3 separate regions of the Mus musculus genome follow, and regions 2 and 3 are each linked to region 1. The links are chromatin loops, found by intact Hi-C in ENCODE. Cell type or tissue: heart. All regions are shown on one strand. Links, peaks and the distances in the headings refer to the core of each region. The heading gives the core; the rest is flanking DNA. Region 1 overlaps 1700024I08Rik (RIKEN cDNA 1700024I08 gene). Region 2 has its middle 64 kb from the start of Gm30950. Region 3 holds the start of Gm30950 (a long non-coding RNA gene).

Region 1 (8,176 bases), core at 3,809-6,308:
CACATAAGCCCAGTTCATTCTTTTTATCCTGCAGCATTTGAGATTTTCTTGACATTATACCCTCATTCTCCTATCACTGGACATTTTGGTTGCTTCAATGGTTACATTTGATGCAACAGCTGATACCCCTGAACACAGCTTGCTTCTGAGGTGCACAAATGTATATAGAATGAAATTATTGGGTGGAAAGGTTTATTAATCTGTAATCTTTGAAGTTTTTGTCAAACTGTCCTCCCATGTGGCTTACCAGTCTCCCTAGGAATGCATGCAAATGGCTCCCCACGACTCCCCAGCACAGAACGTTGTCTAACGTTTGAATGGTTTCTTTGATTCCGATATTAATGGTAAGCCAGAGTCACACGATTTTAACAGCTTCTTTTGCTTTGGGGGCCTAGAACAGACCAAACAACCATCTATTCATCCATGCAACAAATGGGCATTGAGTCCATAGTGATTCATTCAGGAACACCTTCTATGTGCCAGGCACAGTGCCAGGCTGGGTTTGCAGTAGGGAGACAATGGTCACAGATTTTATTGACAATGGGAGAGAGAGAGGGAGAGAGAAATAATGACATACATGGGCTCCAGAGGAAAAAGCCCAGGATGTGTGAGTGTCTAGCAGAAGAGTGTTCTGGCCTGGGAGCCACAGAAGTGTCCTTGAAAAATGCTGCCTGGCCTAGAGTATGGCAGAAATCATGGAGACTGACATGTGAACACTTGCATAGAATCTTCCAGAAGATGGAGGAAGAACATGTCACCTTCAAGGTTGCTAAAGGCAGCCAGGGTACAGAAGGAAAAATAAGCAGAGGATATAGAGAAATACAGTGCAAGGCATTATGGGACATGTTCCCCAGTCTCACGGGACTTGTGGGAAGGAATGGAGAATTGCTTGTTCTGAGCACTTAGCTAAAAAGAAAGCACAGGCGGACCCCACAGCTAAAGCATGTTGCGTAGTTGTGTGCCTGGTTGGTTGGCTTCCTGCATCTGTTTTCTGCTGCTACATTTCTTAACTCACTGTCCTTCACTGTGCTGGGTTGTTGGGAATTTCCTCCCTTAGCATTCCTTCTGAAGGGAAGACCAGAGCTCTGCTCAGGGGTTCCAGCCCCAGGTCTCTCTCTATTTTTTCATTTGTGTAAGGAGTACAGGGCAAGACAGACAGGTCATCAGCCTGTCCAGCTGTGTGTCACTTCAGGATAGTTGCTGAGAGACCATGCTTAGTGTGTGTAGAATGAGAAGTCAGGAAGCTAGCCTTAGACATTATTACAGAGCAGCGGTGGGATGATGCTCACTTTGACCGTGAATATAACACACTTTCAAACTTATAAAGTGGCATACATCTTTAATACCAGCACTTGTGAGGCAGAGGCAGGCAGATCTCTGTGAAATGGGCCAGCCTGTCCTATGTAGCAAGTTCTACCATGTACCAGGGCTACATAATGAGCCCCTGTCAAAACAAGTTATTAATGACTTCCACACAAACACATGATTATGCTCCTGCCAAAGCTATACATAATTTGTTAATGGATGAGAGAGGAAGAGGTTAGGACTCACTCAAAAGAGGAATTGTAGAGCAGAAGCCATTTAGTCACCCAAACAAAGGAATATTGGTGTTAACTTATTATGAGATGCAAGTACATCCCATTTTCCCCAGTACACTGTGGTCTTTGAGACAACTTGTAGTCATTTAAAGAAAGGCAAACAGTGTGTGTGTGTGTGTGTGTGTGTGTGTGTGTGTGTGTGTGAAATCAATATTTCTCAAACAAGAATTTACCTTGCTATTGGGTTTTGCCCATTCCACAGCACTGCCTAGATAAAAGCTCCCATCATTCCTCCTTCCCTTGTGTGTGTGTGGAGGCGGCAGCATGAGTGTACATGTGCTCCTCCTGCGGTGCCCCTGTTCACATGATGAGGTCAGAAATTAGCTTACAGGAGTCCTTTCTTTCCATCACACAGATCATCAGGCCTGGCTGTGAATACTTCACCCACTAAGCCACCTCGCCAGCCTAACGCCACTTTATAAATAGTATGCACCCTGCATTCTTTCTAGAGAACTTCAGAACTCTGCCACCATGTGATCATCCCAGAATGATGTTTAGGGCCCAGCATTCTATCAGGACTGAAGAGCCCTGCTCAGAGCTGGAGGGCGGAACCCGGAACAAGGCAAACTGCAGCCTGTAATTAGGCATTCCCACAGCCCCAATTAGAGACATCACTACTCTTTGAACCACCTTTTATTATCTTTATTTCCACCACAAGCCCTCTGACTGTAAGTTCCAGTCACAGAAAGTAAAGCCTTCCTCACATGGCCTGTAAGTTCTAGAATAGAATAGCATGAGTGTACTGTCAGCTACTGGCTTGCTTTCTTGCTAGTGACTTTCTTACAAGACCAAGGGCTAGAGAGGTGGCTCTGCTGTTAAAAGTGCTTGCTGCCCTTTCATAGGGCTGGCTTTCCAGTCTCAGCCTCACCCCCCCAACACACACACACACACACACACACTGGTAGGTTCTCAACTGCCTGCAACTTTAGCTCCAGGGGATTTTTTTCTGGCCTTTGCAGGTACTTGCACACACACACACACACACACACACACACACACACACACACACACACAAATGTAAAAGTAAGGGTATAAAATGAAGTAAATCTGGAACTATGGAAGAAAGCAGAATCTAATGACAATATCTGCAAGAGGTTCAAAGCCAAAGGGAAAGATGGGAAGAAAGCCAGGTGGTCCCTGGTGTGTTTGGATCACATGTTAAGTGTTTGGTCACAACTCTGGAGCACTGTTTGGAGGCAGCACAACATTCAGAAGGCAGAGCCTAGTGGGAGGAAATCAACTCCCTGGGGATGTGCCCCTGAAGGAGATGTAGGGACCCTAGCCCTTTTTTCTCTCTCCTTTACTTCCTGGCCAACAAGAAGTGAGAGAACCTTCTACTGCACGATGAACTGTGCCACCATAGGCCAAGCGGCAGACTCAGTGGATTTGAAATATTACCAGACTCTGATACATGGTTGTGAGTGGTGCCAGAGAAGCAAGAGCCTAAAAATGAAAATGGAACATGTAGATAAGTCACCGGCATTCCTGGTGCAGTTGAGTGAGGCAGAGTTTGCAGGGAATGTTGCCTGGGTACCCTGGTGCTCTTGCCTTGGGAAGGTAGAAAAGTTGGTATTAGTTTGTGGGTTCTTGGCTCTCTGAAACTACCACCTTTGCGAGTTCACAGTGCCCTGGTATAGGGGTGGAGTAGTCTACTATCAATGACATTTGCCCTACTCTCCTAAGTGTGTCCATGTTAGAATTAGCTGTAAGAGCTGGGTATTGGCATGACTGTAGCCTTCCATGATCTGAAAGGCAGGTGCTTTGTGCCTGGGGGTGGGGGTGGGGTTGGGGTGGGGTAGGGGCGTTTGTTTTGTTTGTCTGTTTCTGTGAGAGGACTGCTGTGTTCTGTCCAGTTCACATAAGCTCACATTTGAGATGGAGTGTCAGGGAAGATGGGGGTCTCTACTCAGTAGCTAAGGGTACCCTAAACTTCCAATCATTCTGTCTCTACCTCTTAGGTGCTGGGATCCTAGATATGCGCCACCATGCCCAGTTTGTGTAGCACTGGGAATTGAATTTAGGACCTTATGCATGCTAGACAAGCACCTTTCCAAGGGAGTTAGATTTCCAGCCCTCTGTTTGGCTCTCTATTTTCAAGCCCCAGCTTCCAAACCATGCAAAATTCTCATCTCATTCTCTCTCTTTTCTCTTAATTTTCCTCTTCTTTTATTCCTTATCTCCACCCCTTATTGTATTAATCCATAACACTTAATTATTATATTAATTGATTTTGTATTAATTTTTATTATACTTTATTAATTTTTATTAGTTTTTATTAGATTTTGTATTACTCTTTTGCATTAATTTATAGAGTACAGAATGGCAGCTGAATCACTGGCTATGATCAAGGTTGGTAAGAGTGAGAGGCAACTCCAGCTTCAGCAGATACTTTCAAAGAGCAACAGAGTGCCAAGAAACGACATTTGGAGGTTGAGACAGGAGGATGAAGAGTATGAGGCTAACTGGGCTATATAGCAACATCTTATCTCACCATTATCACTACCACCTCAGCAGCAACAACAACAAGAAGAACAAAACCCAACCAACCAAGCAAACAACAGAAAACCAAAACCAAAACACTATCGCATCTCTAAAGCAACAGCCTGAGAACGAAGAACCAGAGGATGTGGACACTTCTCTGAGGACAATGGCTGAAGTGAAATGCTTCCCAGAGCTGAGGATCTACATGTGTGTGTGAGGGTGTGTGCCTCTGTGTAAGTGTGTGTGCAGATGCACCATGAGACCAACTTGAGAGATCCACAAAGCACCTTAATTTCACAAACTCCAAGAAGTCCTACAACAAGGGCAATGCTTATAGAATTCTTTCCCTTGTAGAGTACCATCTGAGCTTTTCTATTTCCTCACAAAACTCAAACCACAGTATAAATTGGAACACTGATTTTCCTCTAAAGAAACAACTTAAAACAACAGTCTTCATACCAAGGGATCATCCAAGAGGTGGACTATGAAGGGCAACTTGACAGTATGACTAATAGGTCATCTTGGATGTGTCTCTGAGAGATGCCAAGTAAGCTGTGTGTGGAATAGCTCCATTCGGGAATGTTGTCTTTGAATCCTAACAGCATCTCCAGAGAAAGATGAGTACTACGAGTCTAATCTCCCAAGCACTTGGGACCTGTATGGATTCAACTGACCAAAGGATGGGGAGTTGTTGGTTGGTTTAGTGTGGGGATCAGACTTTGTTGTCCCTCTATGGAGTTTGGTGCTGTTTTGCTTTCCCACTAGGGGTCACTAGAGAGAGACAGGAGACAGGTTCAGAATATATTGCATAATCCTAGAAGTGTTGGCCACGTCTTTGGACAACATGCCAGGCAGAGCTTATAAAACACCACACACACACACACACACACACACACACACACACAGAGAGAGAGAGAGAGAGAGAGAGAGAGAGAGAGAGAAAGAGAGAGAGAGAGATAAAGAGAGAGAGAGAGAGATAAAGAGAGAGAGAGAGATAAAGAGAGAGAGAGAGAGATAAAGAGAGAGAGAGAGAGAGAGAGAGAGTGTCAGAGGTATCTGTGCTGACTATGACCCAGTGGATTGGAATAGGCCTGAGAGTCTGTCTACATCTCCCAGGTGCTGTCAACACCGTTGTGTCAGGGATTCGAGGGTAAAGTGCTAGAGGATCAGCTCTCTTTAAAGAGTTTAAGATCTCAAGATAGAGAATTGCCAAAGTCCAGCTCTCTTGCAGCAGCCCAGATTGGCTCCTCTATTTTCCCTTCTCATCTCCCCCCTCCCTCTTCTCCTCCCCCCCCTCCCTCTTCTTCTTCCCCCTCCCTTTTCTCCTCCCCCCCTCCCTCTTCTCCTCCCCCCTCCTCCCTCTTCTCCTCTCCCTCCTCCCTCTTCTCCTCCCCCCTCCTCCCTCTTCTCCTCCCCCTCCTCCCCCCTCCTCCCTCTTCTCCTCCCCCCCTCCTCCCTCTTCTCCCTACTCCTTTGCTCCCTTTGCTCAATTCTTCTCAAATTTCTCCTTTTTTTTCCTATCAGTTGGACCTCACATTTTTTAAAGCTTAAATTTAATTGTAAGAATTTCATTACACAAATACTATATTTACATCATTCCCTTCCTTTCCTCTGCATTCTGGCTCTTCCTGTGCCCCCTATTCCCTCTCAAATTCATGATGTCGTCTTTCTGTTATTATTACTCCCTTGTGTATATATAAATGTATAAATAAATAAGTGTGTAAATAACTTGCGGAGTCCTTTTACAGTTGCACATGTGTACCTGTATTTAGGACCGACTCCTTGGGATTGGATGACCTCCAATCAGGGAGCTCAGTCCGGAGAAGACTTTTCTTTAGCAGCTTCTCATCTATGGGCGGGGCCCTGTGAGATTCTGAAAATTTGCTTCAGAATTGGGTGCATTGGTCTAGCAACGCACCCTAAATGTTATCTCACTTAGCATGTCCTATACCAGAGGAGTTAATAGCTATGCAATAGTCCTGTGTTAGATAGTTTTAGGTCAACTGGACACAAGCCAAAGTCATCTGAGAGGAAGAAACATCAATTAAGAAAATGCCTCCATAAGATCAGGCTGTAGGCAAGCCTGTGGGGCATTTCTTAATTAGTGATTAATGGGGGAGAGCCTAGCCCATTGTGGGTGGGGCCACCCTTGGGTTGGTGTCTTTGGTGCTATAAGAAAGCAGACTGAGCAAGCTACTATGAACAAGCCAGTAAGCAGCACCCCTCCATGACCTCCGTCTGCGTCTGCCTCCAGGTTCTTGGCCTATTTGAGTTCCTGTCCTGACTTCCTTTGATGATGATGAGTGATGCAGGAGTATAGACTGAATAAACCCTTTCCCCCCACGTTTCATTGGTCATGGTGGTCCATCACAGCAATAGTAACCCTGACTAAGACAAGTCCACATCAGACACTAGATTAGTGCCCTGTTGTTGGGTGTTCTGGTCATTCTGAGTCCTTGGCCTTCAACCCGCACAGAAACCAAGCCGTGTGAGAACTGTGTATGCATCCATTCACCGCACTTCCAACTATTTGGCTTGGGAAAGCTCCAAAGGGGAGAGCTGCTGGGTTAAAGATTTTGAAAACTTCCAATAGAGAATTGTGAGGGGAATCTACATCAGGATTTTCCAACAGGAAATGCTGTGTGGGCCCCACTAGGACATCAGTATCATCTCTGGTAACAGGTTGTCAGGCAGAGGATGACCCAGGAAAACTGTTTAATGTCTGTGCCCATTATGTATGGTCTCCTACACCATGCTATTTTTCTGGACAAGAGCCAGCATGCCTTGAAAACTTGACGTGGTCAATATTTAATAAATATTGTGATCATTTTTATTATTGTTATCATATATGTTCAGTAATAAACCCAGTATCCTTAAATACCAATGATCCAAAGCCCTGACATCTGTGTTTTTCCTAGGGCCCCTGATAAAGTCAGGGTGTCACTTTCAGGATAATAAGGTTCTTATCCAGGTGTGAATGGAGAGGAAAACTCCACTTCCTTGTTCATTTGGACTGTGTGTGAATGGTGGATGGACCTGTTTATTTATTAGTCAGAGTTCTCTAGAGTAACAGAACTTGTACTTTCTCTCTCTCTCTCTCTCTCTCTCTCTCTCTCTCTCTCTCTCTCTCTCTCTCTCTCTCTCTCTTAGAGAGATAGGAAATAATCCAACAATGGCTGCCTATGAATAGAAGGTCCAAGGATGCAATAATTACTCAGTCCACGAGGCTGGCTGTCTCCACTGGTCTTCAGTATGTGCTGTGATCCTGAAAAAGCAGGCTCTAATGCCAGTGAAGAAATGGACTGTCTAGCAAGGCAAGAGCAAGCAAGCAAAGAACAAAAGCTTTCCTCTCCCATGTCCTTATACATGCTTCCAGCAGAAGATGTGTCCCAGATTAGAGCTAAGTCCTCCCACCTCAAAGGTCCAAATTAGAAGTGGATCTTTCCATTTTATATTAAGCAAAATTCCCTCACTCTGTGCCCCATTTTTGGGGGTTTTAGTTAATTCCAGATGCAGTCAAGTTGACAACCAAGAATAGCCATCACAATGTGTTTGGGAGGAAAATAGATCTAATAGTGATGAGGCCCAAGGAGTGGAGTTAGGAGGAGAGGCAGGCTGGGAGGGTACTCTTCCTGCCTCTGCCCAGCCGTAGGCACTGCTTAAGTGCCCTTCTCTCAGACCTAGTGGCAACTTCTCAGAACACATGGGACAAATAGTATGCTCTTGGGAGCATCGAGGTTCTCACGAAGCACATCCTAGCACAGGAAAGAAGTAAGAACAAGAAAGAGAGAGAGTGTGTCTCCAGGGTCAGTACTGCACTGGATCCTCAGCACTGTGTGACCAGGCTAAGAGGCCAGAGACGTTGTCCCATCATTTGCCTTTCCATCTGTTTCCACACTGGCACCAACATGGACTGATTCCAGGGAAGGGGTGAGGCTGGCCTGGGGACAGGTGGGTAGAGAACATTCCTGCCTGCTGGGCTGCAGCAGCACCTCTTATGGAGGCCAGTAGTGGCATACCAGGCAGGAGGGCAGGAAGCCAAGGACAGCAGAGCCCACATGGGTCAAACTTCAAAGTTCCAGAGTACAAAAAGGGCC
Region 2 (8,176 bases), core at 2,055-4,554, 290 kb after region 1:
CAAGAAACCTACAGCCAACATCATGCTAGACAGAGAAAAACTCAAAGCTTTCCCCTTAAGGTCAGGAACAGGACAAGAGTGAATACTGGCTCCACTCGTATTCAATGTAGTGTCTGAAGTCTTAACTGGAACAGTTAAAAACTGTTCCAAAACTGATACAAGCAGGAAAGAAGCCAAATGTTCTCATCTGCAGATGACAGGAGTCTGTCATAAGACCCTAGTGACTCCATCAGCAAACTTTTAGCGCTGATAAACACTTTCAACAAAGTGGAAGGAAATTAACACTCATGTCAGTAGCCTTTTTATACACTCTTTTCAAACACAATGAAAAAGAAATACGGGAGAGGGGTGTGGAAATGTCATTCACAATAGCCACAAAAATAAATAAAATCAAACACCTGGGAATAAACCCAATCAAGAGAACAAAAGACCTCCACAAACACTAGGTTTGAGAGATTGAGGAAGACACTAGAAAGGCCTTTCCCGAACTGACTCTTAAAACAGAACATTGAGAGAATGGGGGCGTGGGAGCTTAAGGAAGGCTGTGGAGATACTTCCCATGCATGGCAGGGAATATGTCACAGAAGATAGGAACCCAGGCACAGACTTCCTTTCTGTCTGGGCCTTGGGACGTGTAGAGAGCAAGTGAAAGAGACATGTAGGCACATTTTTCTTAGGAATAAGCACAGAGGCTGGATCTGGTCTGCAGTAACTGGCCCAGGATGCCAGTCCACAGCCTACAGAAGCCATCCCAGAAAGCCAGACTTGTAGGAAGTCAGACCCTGTCTCCAGTAACAACCTCTGTAACAATCGGTCCCAAATCAGCTGGATTTGAGTTACTAACTGACAAGTTTCCTCACTTTGCCCTCACTTCCAGCTTTGGAGTAGTTAGAGAAAGCCAGGCGGGCTCCCAACCCATCACCAGCAGCCTATACTCCTGAGCACCTGGAACCTCCCCCATTTCCACTGTAAACTTTCTCCACTTCTCTGCTGGCCTTTGAGTAGCTGCCAAATGCAAGCCCTGGTGGCCTACTCCCTCCCTGTAGCAAACTTAGAATAAATAGCCTTTGCTTGCTCTCCTTGGGTGGTCTCTGTTTATTCCATACCGAAGTCATCTACATCTCTGTTCATCCTACATGAAAATATTTACATCCTCAGACCTGCTCATTTGAATGTTCGAGGTTATATTTACCATGAATGTGTGTGCTTTGACCACAGGTGGAAAGATACAACTGGTACGTATCATTTCTACGTGCAATATGTCCTACAATAAAATCATTCCATCACAGTTGTATTAAGAGAACAAAGAAGTAGAAACTTAGGTCTGGGTTCTAATCCCAGTTCCAAGTCTGCAGGTTCTTAAATCAATGTCTGACTTCCTGGGTGTGATTTTGCTGCTATGAAAGATGCAGGCTGTAGTTCATAAGGACTAACACTCCTGGTTATGACCCACTGGTGACATTTTCATTCTTAACATCTCTGAAGTCATGAAGCACGAATCTTCAGTTTCACCCTACTGTGCACCACTCTTAGAGTGGGAAGCTCTCAGGAACGTGAATATTTAGTGTCTCCATCTTTCAGAAACTTTGTTCAATAGTCATTTTTATCTATCTACCAATTAAATAATTAATATGTTCATGTGTGTGTGTATGTGTACAGGCATATATGGAGGGGATATAGATACATATATGTATATGTAACTATGGAGACCAGAAGACAACCTTGAATGTGATTCCTCAGGAACTTATTTTAAGAAAAGGTCTCTCATAGGTCTTAGGCTAAGCTGGCCGGCCCAGGTTCCCCTGGACTGGATCTGATAGTCTCTGCCTCCTCAGGTCTGAGATTCTGAGCTCAAAACCACCTTATCTGTCCTTTTGTATTGGCTCTAGGCAATGAACTAAGTTCTTCCCACATTTCTGGATCATATGGTAATTCTAGGCCTAACTTTCAGAGGAAACTTCATACACAAAGGGTTTGAATAGACATTCCTTCAAACTTAATATTCACAAGTGGCTAACAAAGGCAAGAGAGGACAATACAATACATTTTCAATACAAAATCATTACAGACATGCACGCCAAAAACACAAGACTCTTGAGAAACTGCTTTAGGTTAGCTAGTAAGAAAAGGGAAGGACAAAGAAACGCCAGGCTCGCCAGGCATGGTGGCACACGCCTTTAATCCCAGCACACGGGAGGCAGAGGCAGGCGGATTTCTGAGTTCGAGGCCAGCCTGGTCTACAAAGTGAGTTCCAGGACAGCAGGGGCTATACAGAGAAACCCTGTCTCAAAAAAAAAACAAAAAACAAAAACAAACAAACAAACAAACAAACAAACAAAAACCCAACAGTCTCCTCCCAGATACTGTGTTGGTAAGGACACAGAAGCAGCATGCAAGACAGACAGAATGCTAAATGCAACAGAGGTCACCTGACTGAGCAGCAGAAGTACAGTGCACTACAGGAAGCTTGCCAGCTCGCTGGTTCACATGGTACTAGCTCATGGAAAAGTCAAAAGTCAGGGTCAGGGCAAGTGTGATAGCCCTTGCCTTTTATCCCAGCACTCAGAAGGCAAAGGCAGGTGTCTGTATCTCTGTGACTTGGACTCCAGCCTGGTCTACATATCGAGTTAAAGGCCAGCCAGGGCTACAAAATGAGATGCTACCTCTAAATAAACAAAGTCAGGGTTGGATGTGTAGCTCATGTTGATAGAGTGCCCACCTAGTATGCAAGAAACTCAGTGCTTGACCCATGGAACGTCATAAAATGGAATACATTGAGTCCAGAACTCAGGAGGTGAAGGTGGGAGGATCAGCAGTTCAATGTTATCCTCGCATGGTGAGCTCAAGCTAAGCCTGGGCTACATAAGCCCTTGCCTTTTTTTTTTTTTTAAGAATTAATTTTTTTTTTAAATCAAGGCATGGTTCTACTGAATACAGCTCCATCTTGTGCAATCCTAACATAAAAAAATTATAAACGGAATGGTCAGCAAGCCTGGAGCCCCCTGGACTAGGAACCTGTGAGGAGAATCCGGCTTCTCCCATCCTTGCCAGAGTTTTGAGTCTGTCTCCACTTTCTGTTTCAGCTGCTCTGACAGGTTAGTAGCGACATCTCATGACTTGTCTAGGGATTTTTCCCTATTTGCTCCACACCATCCCTAATACTTTTTTTTTTCCTTCCTTCTGTGTAGCCCCAACTCTCCCACGGCACCTTCCCTTTCCTGCCTTCCTTACTCTTCCCCGGGGTTGGGAGGAAGGTGTCCCACTTCCCCTGGGTTGTGAAGTCCTAAAGAACTCTGTCTCCCCTCCCTTCACCAGCTCTGCAGTGGAAGGATGGAGGAAGCAGCTGGCTGGAGTGCTCAAAGGCCGCCTCTGCTCTTTGTTCTTGTTTATATTCGTTTTCTGGTCACAGCGCAAACTGTTTTGCTTTCTGCTGCTCAGAGAGCCGAGGGAAATGTAAATGTCCCTGCTGTTGTTGAAGCCTGCTGGACAGTGAAAACAGATCAGCTGGACCGCTCTCCCCTCAATCATGTCCCACGGATCCTTCTCAAGCTCCCTAAAGATGATTTTGAATGTTTCAAAGACCTTTGAAAAATTAAAAGGTAAGAGCCTCAATAAGCACTGATGATGTGCCTACTGTGTGCCTGGCTTTCGATGCTGGGTTTGGGCACACATGCTAATAAACCCCAAGCCCCTCCCTGAGCTTTGGGTCCAGAACAAGTTGTTATAGAGAGAGGTAGGCTAAGTGGTTCCACAGAGATAGGCAGAGGTCCGTCAGTCTGGAGGCACAAGCAGTCCCTCACTGAGCAGGAGCCCTGCCATCAATCTTCGCCCCCAACAACTCAAGAAACAGAACACCTCGATCCTGTGCAGAACCAACCAGAGTCTCTGAAGGAAGACCCTAGACATCTGTGTTTCAAAAGCCAAATAAGCTAGGTGTGGCAGTATACTCTTTTAATCTCAGTTCTCAGGAGGCAGAGGCAGGCAGATCTCTGAGTTTCAGGCTAGCCCTCTCTACATAGCCAGTTCCAGGTCAGGCAGGGCTACACAGAGAAACTGAGAAACCCTGTCTTGAAAAACAAAGCAAAGCAAAGCAAAGCAAAGCAAAGCAAAAAAAAAAAAAAAAAAAGCCAATAGGTATCTATACATGTGATGAGCCCTAACCCAGTATGCAGTGATAATGATACTTAGAGGTAGGTCACAAGAAGGAGACTCCATGATGGGATTAGTGCCCTTCCATATAAAGGCACTAGACACATGACTAGACCTGTGGTTGGGTTGGGCTGGGACTTCCAGTCTCCGGACTAGTACAGTGAGAAGCCAGACATCTGCAAGCCATGAAGAGGGCTCTCACCAAGAAGAACGCTGGCCAGCACCTTGGCCTTGGACCTCCCACTTTCTAGAACTGTGGGAACTAAATTCTTTGTGTTCGTGCATTTTGTTATGGCAAGCCAAGCAGACTAGTATGACGTTTCTAAGGCTTGTTCCACCGACGACTACTGACCTCACCTAGCCTTCTCATAACAGGGCAGAAACTCAGATGGATAAAATCCACAGCCAGGTGTCCCTGCCTAGTTAGTAGCCCATCTATGGTCAAATCTAGGGGTTTTGGTCCCACCAACTCAAAGATGACAAGGTTCACTGTGTGTCAGCTCTAGCCAAGAGGACGGTGCCAGGAAAGATTCTGAGGTCAAGTCGTACCTCAGCTGATGTGATACGTGACTACTGTGATTTGGTGGGAGCCTGGCCTCAGAATCCAGCTACTCCAGCAACAGGGGGAATGGCTAAGTAGGTGTACTGGCCTGTTCAACATTAACTTGACACAGACTAGAGACATCAGAGGGGAGGGATTCTCAGTTGAGAAAATATCTCCGTAAGATCGGGTTATAGGCAAGCCTACAGGACATTTTCTTAATTAGTGATTCATGGAAGAGGGCCCAGCCCATACAAACTCTTTCCTCCCCATGTTGCTTTTGCCCATGGTATTTTATCACAGCAGTAGTAACCCTGGCTAGGACAGTAGATAAACTAAAGCACAAACTTGAAGACCCGAGTTTAGATCCCCAACACTGACATACAAACCTGATGGGGCAGCATGCATCTGTAATCCCAGTGCCTGGGGAGATGGAGACAAGCAGATTCCCACAGTCAGCCTACCTGAAACAGCGAGAGACCGTGATCCCAAAGCTAAGGTAGGGAGTAATAAGGGAGAACACCAGCATCGATCTCTAGTCTCCACATGTACACGTTCTATATATACGTGCATCTCCCCTTATATGTGCACACAGACACACACATACACACATACGAAACTCTAGAATCCAGCCACTCCAATTAAGTAATGTAACAGGAATGCCAGGTAGAAACATGAGAACCACACGACTCAGGTGTGGTCCACACACCAGCATCAACATCTCCTAGAAACCCGTCAGGGATACTCTAGGGTTTGACTCAAACCTAGCGAATCAGTCTCAGATTGAGGCCAGGTGTCTGTCTACATGGTTACATATGCATTCCCCTCTAGAGTTGATGTATCTTTTGGAGGCATATTGAGCAAATAGAAGGGCTCATAGATGACCTCATTAGGATGCTTTTTCCAGCCCTCATCCCTCATAGCCAATGGAGGGGGAAATGCCAGGGTTGAACAGATTGAGTTCAGATCATCTGTTTTTTTCCAGCTCTGAGCCTACCTTCCAACCACGTGGTCAGCATTGTGCAACCACTGTCCTCCTCCACAGCAGAACTTCCATGTTTGGAAGCCTGAGAGAACCAGAGACAGTGAGCATTTGATTGCTTATATTATTTTGCTTCAAACATGGCTCATGGCCCAGGACTAACTTATTTATTTTTATATGGTACATTTCTGTTTCATTTGGGAATTAGCCAGAACCCTATTCTCTCTTTTGGCTGCTAGACCTCTGCCACCCAACCTCCTGACTGCCACCTTTCTCCCCATACCTCCTTTCACTTCAGTGGCATGGAAACTTTGTGATCAATGACCCATCTGTAGCCTCCAAGTGAGAGAGAGTCTCTGTGTGTCTGTGTCTGTGTCTGTGTCTGTCTAACTCTGTGTCTGTGTCTGTGTCTGTGTCTGTCTAACTCTGTGTGTGTGTGTGTGTGTCTTTCTGTCTTTCTCTGTGTCTCTGTGTGTGTGTGTCTTTTTCTGTATCTCTGTCTCTGTGTGTGTCTCTGTGTGTATGTCTCTCTTTCTGTATCTCTATCTATTTCTCTGTGTGTCTCTCTGTGTGTCTCTGTCTCTCTCTGTATCTCTTTCTGTATCTCTCTCTGTCTCTGTCTCTCTCTCTTTGACTCCCCCCCCCCCAATATGGTTCCCTCACAGTCCATGGCCTCAGTCTTTGTAGGGACTTAGGAGGGTATGAGGCTACCCATGGAATGCCTATATATGTTCCACCAGCTTGTCAGCTTTCTCCCTGAATGCTCTGTGGGTGTGGAATGGGCTCTGGGGAAGCAATAACACTCACCCTTTATTCCAGAACCCACCAGACCCAAACACTAGGCACGCAGCAGGTCTCTGCTCAGCACCACCTTGGGAAGGAGGCGAAACAGCCCTTGGATGCGATAGAATCCTATTACAAGTCCTTGGAGTCAAGCTGCCTCTTTCCTACCCCTGCCCCCCATTTGCAAAAACAGCCTGTTCTGCATATGGGATGGAAACTCTGTCCTGGCAAAATGCAAAAAGTAAATATTTAAAAGGAAAAAAAGCACACACAAGGAAACAAAATGCCTTGCGTTTATGTTTCCATGGTCAGGCGCCAAGTACCTCCCAGCCTGTTCCCGGCTCATATTCAGGATGCCATATGGTTTGAGAGCAGGATTGAACCGCTCTCCACAGACCGGCGGGTCTGGCCTCTCTCCCTGCATTGGCCGTTCATTTTCCAGTTTCTCACGTCCCTCTACTGACTGCTGTCCCTGTGTTTACAGGTTTTGGATTTCTGATGGGCTCTGAATCAACAGGACTCACAAGCCTGCTGGGGACCACATCCGGGTGGGAAGGAAGCCACACTGAGAACTGAGCCCTGTGTTGCTCTGGAGTTGGCTTTCTGATGCTCCCATGGCGGAGATTCCCCCCAAAACTCAGGGCAAATATATATATATATATATATATATATATATATATATATATATATATATATATATATATATGATAGCCAAAACTCTCCTTGGCCTCCTCCTCAAATGGAGTTTATCCAGTCTCTTGGAGGAGGAAGCCCGATCTGGAAGGGATAACAGACAGCTGAACCACTCCTGGGCCTGTCTGAGAGACTGAAGAGGCATTGAACCACTGAGCAGCTAGGTCAAAGGCTTGCCTGATTCTCCTTCCCTCAGAGGCCCTACCACATCGAACACTATTGTAAAACATCGTCATACGAGATGATACTAGAATATACTATACAAAACCTGGCACACCCTTACTTCAGGTCTGGGTGTGGAGACACAGCACAGACACGATGCGGTCTGAGGAGTGTGTACAGTAGGGAAAGAAGTGCCTTCCTGCTAAAAGTGCTGGCAAAGGCATCTCCTAGGTCTTTTGTCCACACCTAGAACCACCCACACAGATGGAATGTCCTTTTAATTTGGCTGCACCCAATTCACACAGGGACTGTTCGATCTGGGTCTTGTTACACACTGATTTCAGCCCTGAGAAATGATTGAGCAGGGTTGAGTCACAGGCACCTCTGGGCTGTGGATAGTTGCTAGGCGAAAGGGATAACATCTTCATCTTTGAAGAGACAGACGTGACATGAGGCAGAGTCATCATATTCATTCTCTGCAGCTTCCAGCCTGGCTTTACAGAAAGGCTGCCCCCCACTCCGATACTAGCATAAACTTCCAAGTAACACTGCATGACTGTTAAAACAACAAAAGAGAAAGACCTTGACAAACCATTTCCCCCATCACACACACACACACACACACACACACACACACACACACACACACATACACACACACACCCTAGCCCGCTCTCACCTCTGGTCCTTTGAGTTTAATTTCAGCTCCGACTGCTGCCCATGGCAAAAAGAAGCTTCTCTGACGAGGGCTGGGAGCCAACTAACAGCTCGGGAACACAAGTGAGCAGCAGCAGTGAGGTTTCCAAGCAGAAGATATCATTATTCATTCATTCACTCATTCATTCATTTGTTTGACATAAGGTCTT
Region 3 (8,176 bases), core at 2,857-5,356, 230 kb after region 1:
TGGAGCCAGGTTCTAAGAACCTCTTTCAATTGTTGTTTAAAAGCTGTTTCCAATTCAAGCAGTTCAGTGGTAAAGTATGCCCTGATTATCGGTTTCCTGGACTATGACTGAAGTCCTGTCTGCATGCTGAATCGCAGAGTCTTGCCTTCTCTGTGCTGAGGATGTGACTTTAGTGGTAGTCTCCTTTGTTTGCACATTTTCTCTCCCCTCGCTATCCAACGCCCTCTCCCTCTCTCATTCCAAACCAGAGGCTAATGCAGAGGATGTCATTCATGGAATTTCTCCCTTTCCATAGGTGCTTTCCTTTTGGACAGGCAGCTCAGTTGCATATCATACTGCTATAGCAGAGGCCCCAAATGGCTGCTGTAGCCTGCTTACAATCCCACCCAATCTGCTCCACTTCTAGGGATTGCAGAGCCATCCATAACTCTGAACTGATTTTTGATTCACTCATAGTACTATTCACCATCTTCACACAGAGGACTCCATGTATCAAGGAGGAGTCTCACTTTATACCTTATAGAAGAAGACAACCATCTGGGATTCCCTTTAAGGTATTCCACATTCAGACAGTTTATCCTTAGTTACGAGCCTTACTACCTGATGGCAGTTGGGACCTCACAACTGTGGCCACAGTAAGATGTCACACCACCATAATCACAGGAGACAGGGTGCCCATAGTGGGATCAGTCCACAGATAGGCCACCCTCAGATGCTTGGCCTCAGCTTCGTGTCTTACCACACATAGCAAGGACTATGCATTTGTTCTTCCCAGTCATCTTTGATTCTGTCGTGTTCATATCCAGATAGCAAGTTTTACATGACTTCCTGGGGAGTCTATGTCTGTTTACTCCAGACAGAGAGGGCAAAAATATATCAGATTCCATCCGAGTTCAGCTTGGTGCACTAATGAGTTTAATTGAGATAACATACAAGAGTATGCGTGAGGGGTTTCCTACAGGACTATGAATAATTACAGGCAGCTAGGCAGCCATACCACGAAAGAAGACTCCCTTCCTTCCTCAACAATTATTAGCTACGTAAATATCCTGGAAAGTGAAGGACATTGGGAGCCTATGAGTCAGCCATACATTCCAGGGGGGAATCTTGTGAGGGTCTCATGAGGGTGGTCAGTCTGACTTCAAGATGGCAGCAGTTACACCACGTTAAGACCACGATTTTCCCAAACACTACAGCATTGGCTTAATGGTTCTTATCCATGTTCAATTCCTATTCTTCATTGTGATGTTTTTAGGAGATCAGATCTGGGGAAGGCGATTATGCCACAAAGGGATTAGAGCCATTTTTGGAAGAGACATGTGAGGGATTAGCAAGACAGAAGAACCAAGAAGTGGGTTCTTGCTAGACCCTCAGTCTGACAGGAGCTTGGTCTTACACACCCCAGCCTACAGAACTATGAAAACTGAATGGCTGTTTTTTATTATTATTATTTTAAAGATTTATTTGTATTTATATGAGTATACTATAGCTGTCTTCAGATACACCAGAAGAGGGCATCAGATCCCATTACAAATGGTTGTGAGCCACCATGTGGTTGTTGGGATTTGAACTCAGGATCTCTGGAAGAGCAGTCAGTGCTCTTAACCTCTGGGCCATCTCTCCAGCTCCACATGGCTGTTTTTAAAGCTACCCAGTCTGTCCTATTCGTTACAGAGATTGAACTACAGCTAGCAGTATATGCAAATTCAGCATACAGTGTAGTGCAGTAGAACGAACTAGATCTTTAATATGTAGTAAGTAAAATCATGAAGGGCTCAAGCAACGGGTATAGAGAAATGTTTTGTGTAAACAAAATATACATAACCTTTACTGGTTGAGGGGTAGACACTTTTTCAAGTATACAACTATTAATGTTACTTTGGGGGAAGACCACCAGTAGCTTCGTTGCATATTTTTAAATTTAATTTAATTGTATGTGTATGAGTGTTTTGTCTGCACGTATGTCTGTGTACCACACACATGCCTGATGCCAGTAGAAGCCAGAAAAGAACATTGGATCTCTCGAAACTGGAGTTAACAGCTGTGAACCACCACCCAAGTGCTGTGAATCAAACCCAGGTCCTCTGAAAGAGCAGCCAGCAGCCCAGACTCCTGAGACATCTTTCCAGTTCCACTAGACATTTCTTTGCCCTGCTTGGGTTTGCTTTTGTTTTTGTTTTGAACTGTGTAATGGTGCTTTTTTACCAGATGTGAGCCACATATGCCAGTTACTGAAGCTGACAGACACTTGAAGAGGGGGTTGACCTGTAGGAAGGGAAACAGCGACCTTTGCCTGAGTTCAGCATCCTTAGGACACTACAGGCAAGCTGAGCTCAAGCTGTTTCCGATTAATATCACAGTCCTCCAGATGAATGGAATGTAAACCACATACCAATTACAAGAATCCCAAGAAGGAAACTCCCTCTTCCGTCTGTCTATCCACCCACTTGTCCGACCACCCACCCACACAACTACAGCTTCTCTCTCTCTCTCTCTCTCTCTCTCTCTCTCTCTCTCTCTCTCTCTCTCTCTCTCTCTCAAGGGCAAAAGGGGAGAGAGGGAGAATGGAGGGGAGTGGTAAATGAGGGGAGAGGGAGGAAGGTGACCAAGAGCAAGCTCGAGTGCTCCTGGTGCTAGCAATACTGGGTCTGTAAGCAAACCTCTTCCTTCCTTCCTTCCTTCCTTCCTTCCTTCCTTCCTTCCTTCCTTCCTTCCTTCCTTCCTTCCTGTTCCTTTGTTCCTTCCTTCCTTCCCTCTCCTTCCCTCCCTCCTTCCCTCTCCTTCCTTCCTTCCCTCTCCTTCCCTCCCTCCATCTCTCTCTTCCTCCCCTTCCCTCCCTCCCTTCCTCCCTCCCTCTCTCCTTCCTTCCATGGTAGGTCTCATTCTCTGGAGGGTGATTTATATCCATGAAAACTTTTGCCCACAGTCACAAACCCATGTTACAAAGCCAGTTACAAAGTCAGCAGTGATAAGAATTCTCTTTCCTGTGCTGAAATGGAACTTGCACACCGTGAAGCCTTCTCCAGAGTGGCAGCGGTAAGCAGGTAGGACACCCTGACAGAAGCACCTCTCACAAAGGCTGCACAACCACAGGCAGAAGTGTGGTGTTCTACCTCCCAAACTCCTCCATCCTCAACCCCTGAGCTTTGAAAGAAGCTAAAGTTAGAATCAGTCTCCTACTGTATCCAAAGCTATCTTGAGAGTGAGAGCTTACCTACTTCTTGGAGGGGTCAGTCCTTGAAGAAGGAACACACTCTCGCATGGCTGATTGGACACCACCAACAAGATGGTTCTGTAGTCTGCTGTGTCTATTTGGAATCCTGAAAGTGTGATTGTATCCCTGGGGTCAGAACTTGGTCTCAGGATTGATGAGGGTCACTTCATACTTGTGTGTGTGTGTGTGTGTGTGTGTGTGTGTGTGTGTGTGTGTGTGTGTTGGGTGTGAACCCCACAGCCCATTTGGTAGGTAAGTACTGTCTCACTAAACTAGTTGCTCAGCTGGAGTGTCACCCATCCCTAGCAGAATGTAAACCAGCTAGCCAGCAAAGCTTTTGCTTGGTATCTTTGCGAAGGGAGGCCATGTGTGTTCATTAGGCAGTTGACTTTGGGGGACAACGGGAAGCATCCACCAGATCAAAGGGAGGTGGGAAGAGGAGACAAAGGTGAGTGTGAAAATGTCAGAAGCACGGATCAGCGCCTAGAAGGCACATGCTGAAACTCCCAGGTTCTTACTAGATGAAGGACATGCATGGATAGTGGCTGAAATAGACAGCTTAGTTATTAAGAAAGGGGAAGGTACTCTCTGGAATGTAGGCCAGAGCCCAGAGGTTTAGAAGCTCGGGTTCACTAGAGGCTCAACCCTTTATGGGTCATTCTTGCTCACTCACAGGTCTCAGGCTTTTCTCCTGCTCTCTCCTTATGCATGGCTGTTGTCTGTCCTTTATCTATCTACCGCCGCTTTCTCCCACATGCTAATCTTCATACCTTCCTCTTCCTGCCTTATTCTCCTGCCACCAAACCAGAAGGGCTTGTTGGATGGGAAAGTAAAAGGGTCACACACATTAGGTACTGTGAAGAAAAGCGAACCAGCATAGAGTGCCCTGCTGGATCCTGGCAGAAGGTGGACCTGAAGGCGAGGTGCTTATGCAGAAGGGATGTGTGAAGGAGACTGACAGGAAGTGTGGACATTGATCAGATGCAAGGGGGAGAGGTTGGAAGCTTGTTGCAGAACAGCAAAAGGACCCTTGAGAGGCAGGAAGCCTCTCTCTTCAGAGCTGGAAAGAATTCTCTCAGCTGCTTCATGGTACAGTTCTCTGATGCTCTGCTGGCCCCTACAGGAATGCATTATAAGAAATATGAGTGTAGCAGATATCCACAGCCATACTGTGCTTCTGAGTTCCCACATACCGGCCAAGCTAAACTGCTACCTGCCCCTTCTATGGTGCTGAAAGATCCCCATGTGGGAGAGCCACAGAGTGTGACAGATGGTAGCCAACTGTTCTGGGCCATGCTCCCAGGCAAAGTGCTTTGTGCTTTGAAAAAATCTCTAACTGCAAGTAAGGTTCACCAAACGTTCAAGTGAGAGAGAGAGAGAGAGAGAGAGAGAGAGAGAGAGAGAGAGAGAGAGAGCCAGCAGAGAGGACAGGAGCAATTATAACTGCTCATCTGAGAAGGCTGTTCCTTAAGGGGCACAGAATCTGCTGTTGCTCTAAAAACATTAGCCAACATTTATGTGTGACAAGTTACCTCTAGCTGGGGTAGCTTTAAGCATATTCCAGTTAACTTGCTTCATGCTCACCCAGACCTCCAAAGTTAGCTTTTTTTTCCATGTTCCAAATGAGGAAACTAGGGCATAAATTGATTTAATGACTTCCTCAAGGTCATACTGAGAGTAGATACTTAGTTATCTGTTATTGCCAACACGATTGCTACACAGTTAGCAGCTTAACCAACCCTCTGCCCTTATCTCCCAGGGTCTGAGAATCAGAATCTAAAGAATCTAGCTTAGGGCCTCTCAGGAGCTGCAGTCCAGTGGTCAGGCAGCACTGAAGTTTCATCTGGGACACCAGCAGGAAAGGATCTGTGGCTGTCGGCAGATGGCTATTCCTGCAGTCGTGTTAGAGTGACAGCCTCAGGACCCAGTGACTGTTGGCCAGAGGCCTCCTTGGCCTCTTGCTTTTGGGTCTCTATGTGATCACTTACAAATACCACCTGTGTCCTCAGAGCCAGTTAAAGAGGGCACCTGCTCTAAGGAAAGCCAGTCTTGCGCACCGCCATTGTGCACATGGCAGCTCATCATAGTTGCTGTGTTGATTTATAAGAAGCAACAAAGCCCCGTGCATGCTCGGGAACAGACAGTACTGGGGAGCCACGGTCTCTGTAAAGGCTCCTCTGAATCTGCCAGATAATGGCCTGTATCCGAACCCAGACAGCTTGGCTTCAAAGCCCTGCATCACTAAGTTTGCTTTAGCCTTGGCAAACACCCGATAATGGTGCCTTACGGGAGAACAGGTTTGTTCTGGTCTGTTATGTGGAGCGGCTTTCGCCTTCAGTCCGTAGTAGTGCAGTAGGTGTGGTGACAGGAGCTCGATGCAGCTGCTCACGTTTTGTCCCCAGAGACTAGAATGAAAAAAGATGAATACAGGGGCCAGGCTGCCTTCTCCTCTTTGCATAGTCCAGGAACCAAGCCTATGGGACAATACTGCCTACCTTAGAGTGAGTTTCTTGCTTCAATTATTCCAGCTTACAATCTACCTCACAAGCATGCCGTTCATTTGTTCCCATGGTGATTCTAGAGCCTGTCAAGCTGGCAATCAATATAAACCAGCACAGCCTCCGGAGCTAACCATTGTGCTCCCCGGTAGCTCTAGTGTTCCATTGCTGTGAGAAATTAGCCAAGGCAAAGGATTCATGGAGGGAAGGGTTTGTTCCAGTTTCAGAGGTTTCAGTCCACGGCGACTTGACTGTCATTGTTTTGCAGCGGTGAAGAGGGAGTTCATTTTCTGGGGAGCATGGGATAGAGAAAACCGCTCATATCGTGGTGTCCAGGAAACAAAAGGGCCCCGACACCCCCTTCAAAGGACCTCCAGTGACTAACTCTCTTCCACTGGACTCTACCTCCTGTGCTTAAGGAGAGGCAGAAACATACTACACAGCGTATGCTGGTTAGCATAATAATATAACATGGCATTCGGAAGTGAGGGATGTTGCATGGTTGTGGTTTAAGTATGGAGTGCCCACCAGCTCATGGTACTGCTCTGGAAAGCTGTGGAACCTTCAGGAGGTGGAGTCTCACTGAGACAGTGGGTCAGTGGGGCTGAAGTGGTATGGTTTTATAACCGGGTCCTTCTGTCTGTCTTCTGTCCGCTTTCCTGACTGCTGGCACAGTGCGACCAGTCGCCTCATGCTCCTTCAGGCGCGCCTTCCCTGCCATATTAACTGTAAGCCACCACAGATAAGAGAGAAGTAGTTAGTACAACTGTCCTGGGCTACCCTGCCAAACAGTCACTAAATTAATTATTAAATTAAATTCATGTAGGACTCAGTTAACCTGGATAGATGGTCATCTTATATGGAACATATATCTATGTGGAACCCTTGTGTGATTATCACTTTAAAACCCACATGCACTTACTGTAAAGACGAAAGACTGAAAATGCAAACGAAAACCCCTTCTCGGGATGTACTGGACACACACAAGACCCCCAGTGGGGCACAGCTGAAGGGGCTCCAGCCATACTGTGTTCTCTGACCCTGCAAGTGCATTCATGAATTCCAGAGTCTGCCCCTTGACCCCGCAGGTGCTTATCGAAAATACATACTATTAACAACAAAGATGGATGGGGATGTATGACTCAACTGGTAGTGTGCTTACCTAAAATGCACAAAGCTCTGGGTTTGATCCCAGCATTGCATCAACTGGGTGAGGTAGCATAGACTTGTAACCCCAGCACCTGGAAGATGGAGACAAGAGGATCAGAATTTCAAAGTCACCTTCAGGTACTTAGAGAGTTTGAGGTCAGTCTAAGCTACATGAGACCCCATCACAAGAGCAACTACCACCACCATCACCACCAAAAAAAAAAAAAAAAAAAAAAAAGCAAGATAAATTAGATTGGCTTTGTTCCAGCAGAGAAGTGTAGGGGCTTACAGCGAGCCCTTGGGTGGCATATTATAACGGAGCTTTTACATTGTCCTTCCAAAATTCCCTCCTCTCTAAAAGTAGATGATAGAGGTCAGAGCAGCAGCAATCAACAGTGTAGCCTTGGCACAAAGACAAATGTTTAAATGAGAAAAGAATCCAGGGTGCGCATAAAGAGAAAGACATTTGAAGGGGAAAAAAAGGCAGTGCCCTCCAACTTTATTGTCCTGAGGTTTATGGCCGTGGTCACCTCCCAGAGAAGGCAGAGGGCAAAGCATGGCCACTTGCTGTGTCTTAAACTCTCACCTGTGAATCTTTTAAAAATTACTCTCTCAGATTCATTCTCTCTGTTGTCTGTGAAATTCAGTTTTTCTTTGAGTTATGAGACATAAGATCCAGAAGCCACTGACCTGAGGAGTGAGTGGTCCCTGGCTTTTCGGGACTCCCCACCTACTAAAGCTATTGCCCACCTGAGGCTCTCTGTCACTCTCAGGGCCCCCAGCTTCCCCTCCTGAGATCTATTCCTCCTCTTTCCTGTTTCTTCCCTTTGGAAAGTGCTCTGTATCCTGTGCTCGCTGTAGGAAGGGAATCTGCCCAGGTTGCAGTTGTACCTTGAATATCTGATTCAAATGAGACTCTGGGTTTGAGACTCTTGAATTGATGTTGGAACAACCTAAGACTGCTGGGGACTGTCAGGGAAGGGAATCCGTGCTTTTTACATGCTAAATAGACACAAATTTGAGGGGATACCAAGGCAGAAATAACCCCTTGCATGGGGCAGGGAGGTGATGTTGAGGTCCCAGGGCTCTGCCTTCATGCATAGATTAATGCTGCTACAAAACGGCTTTGGGGGACGTATCTTCTTCTGCCATTGGATGCCATGATGTTCATCTTCTGGGAAGGGTGTAGCTCCAACCCCTCTTCTGTCTTGACCTAGGCCTACCCTTTAAAATCTACCAATTTGTTTATTCATTCATTTAATTGACTTATTGTGGGGGCGGGGCACACATGCCCCTTGTTAGAGGGCAACTTTGC

What was found. Hi-C counts contacts between places; a loop is a spot of excess contacts. Peaks named below come from ENCODE experiments on the same cell type or tissue, not always from the same donor. Only the 100,000 strongest peaks of a DNase experiment are listed, where the experiment ranks them.
Region 2: a loop joins it to region 1, with 2.8 times the contacts of the local background. A loop is called at or near these places in 3 of 42 quality-filtered maps.
Region 3: it touches region 1 in a loop (1.8-fold over the local background); 4 of 42 quality-filtered maps call a loop at or near these places.

The regions. Positions count from the first base shown.
Region 1 is chr13:63,691,757-63,699,932 of GRCm38, forward strand. All of the region lies in intron 4 of 1700024I08Rik (RIKEN cDNA 1700024I08 gene), which reads right to left. Among named protein-coding and RNA genes, the nearest start is that of 1700024I08Rik, 38 kb to the right of the region's middle. In heart, for the core only: a CTCF peak has its summit at 4,835 (motif pointing right); no DNase peak of the experiment used is centred there.
Region 2 is chr13:63,987,454-63,995,629 of GRCm38, forward strand. No RefSeq gene overlaps it. Among named protein-coding and RNA genes, the nearest start is that of Gm30950, 64 kb to the left of the region's middle. In heart, for the core only: a CTCF peak has its summit at 3,109; no DNase peak of the experiment used is centred there; H3K27ac peaks cover 597 bases.
Region 3 is chr13:63,925,188-63,933,363 of GRCm38, forward strand. Gm30950 (a long non-coding RNA gene) reads left to right here and starts at 2,568. Exons shown (of 3, transcript XR_382567.2): 1 at 2,568-2,650; 2 at 2,927-3,044. In heart, for the core only: a CTCF peak has its summit at 4,329; no DNase peak of the experiment used is centred there; H3K27ac peaks cover 1,352 bases.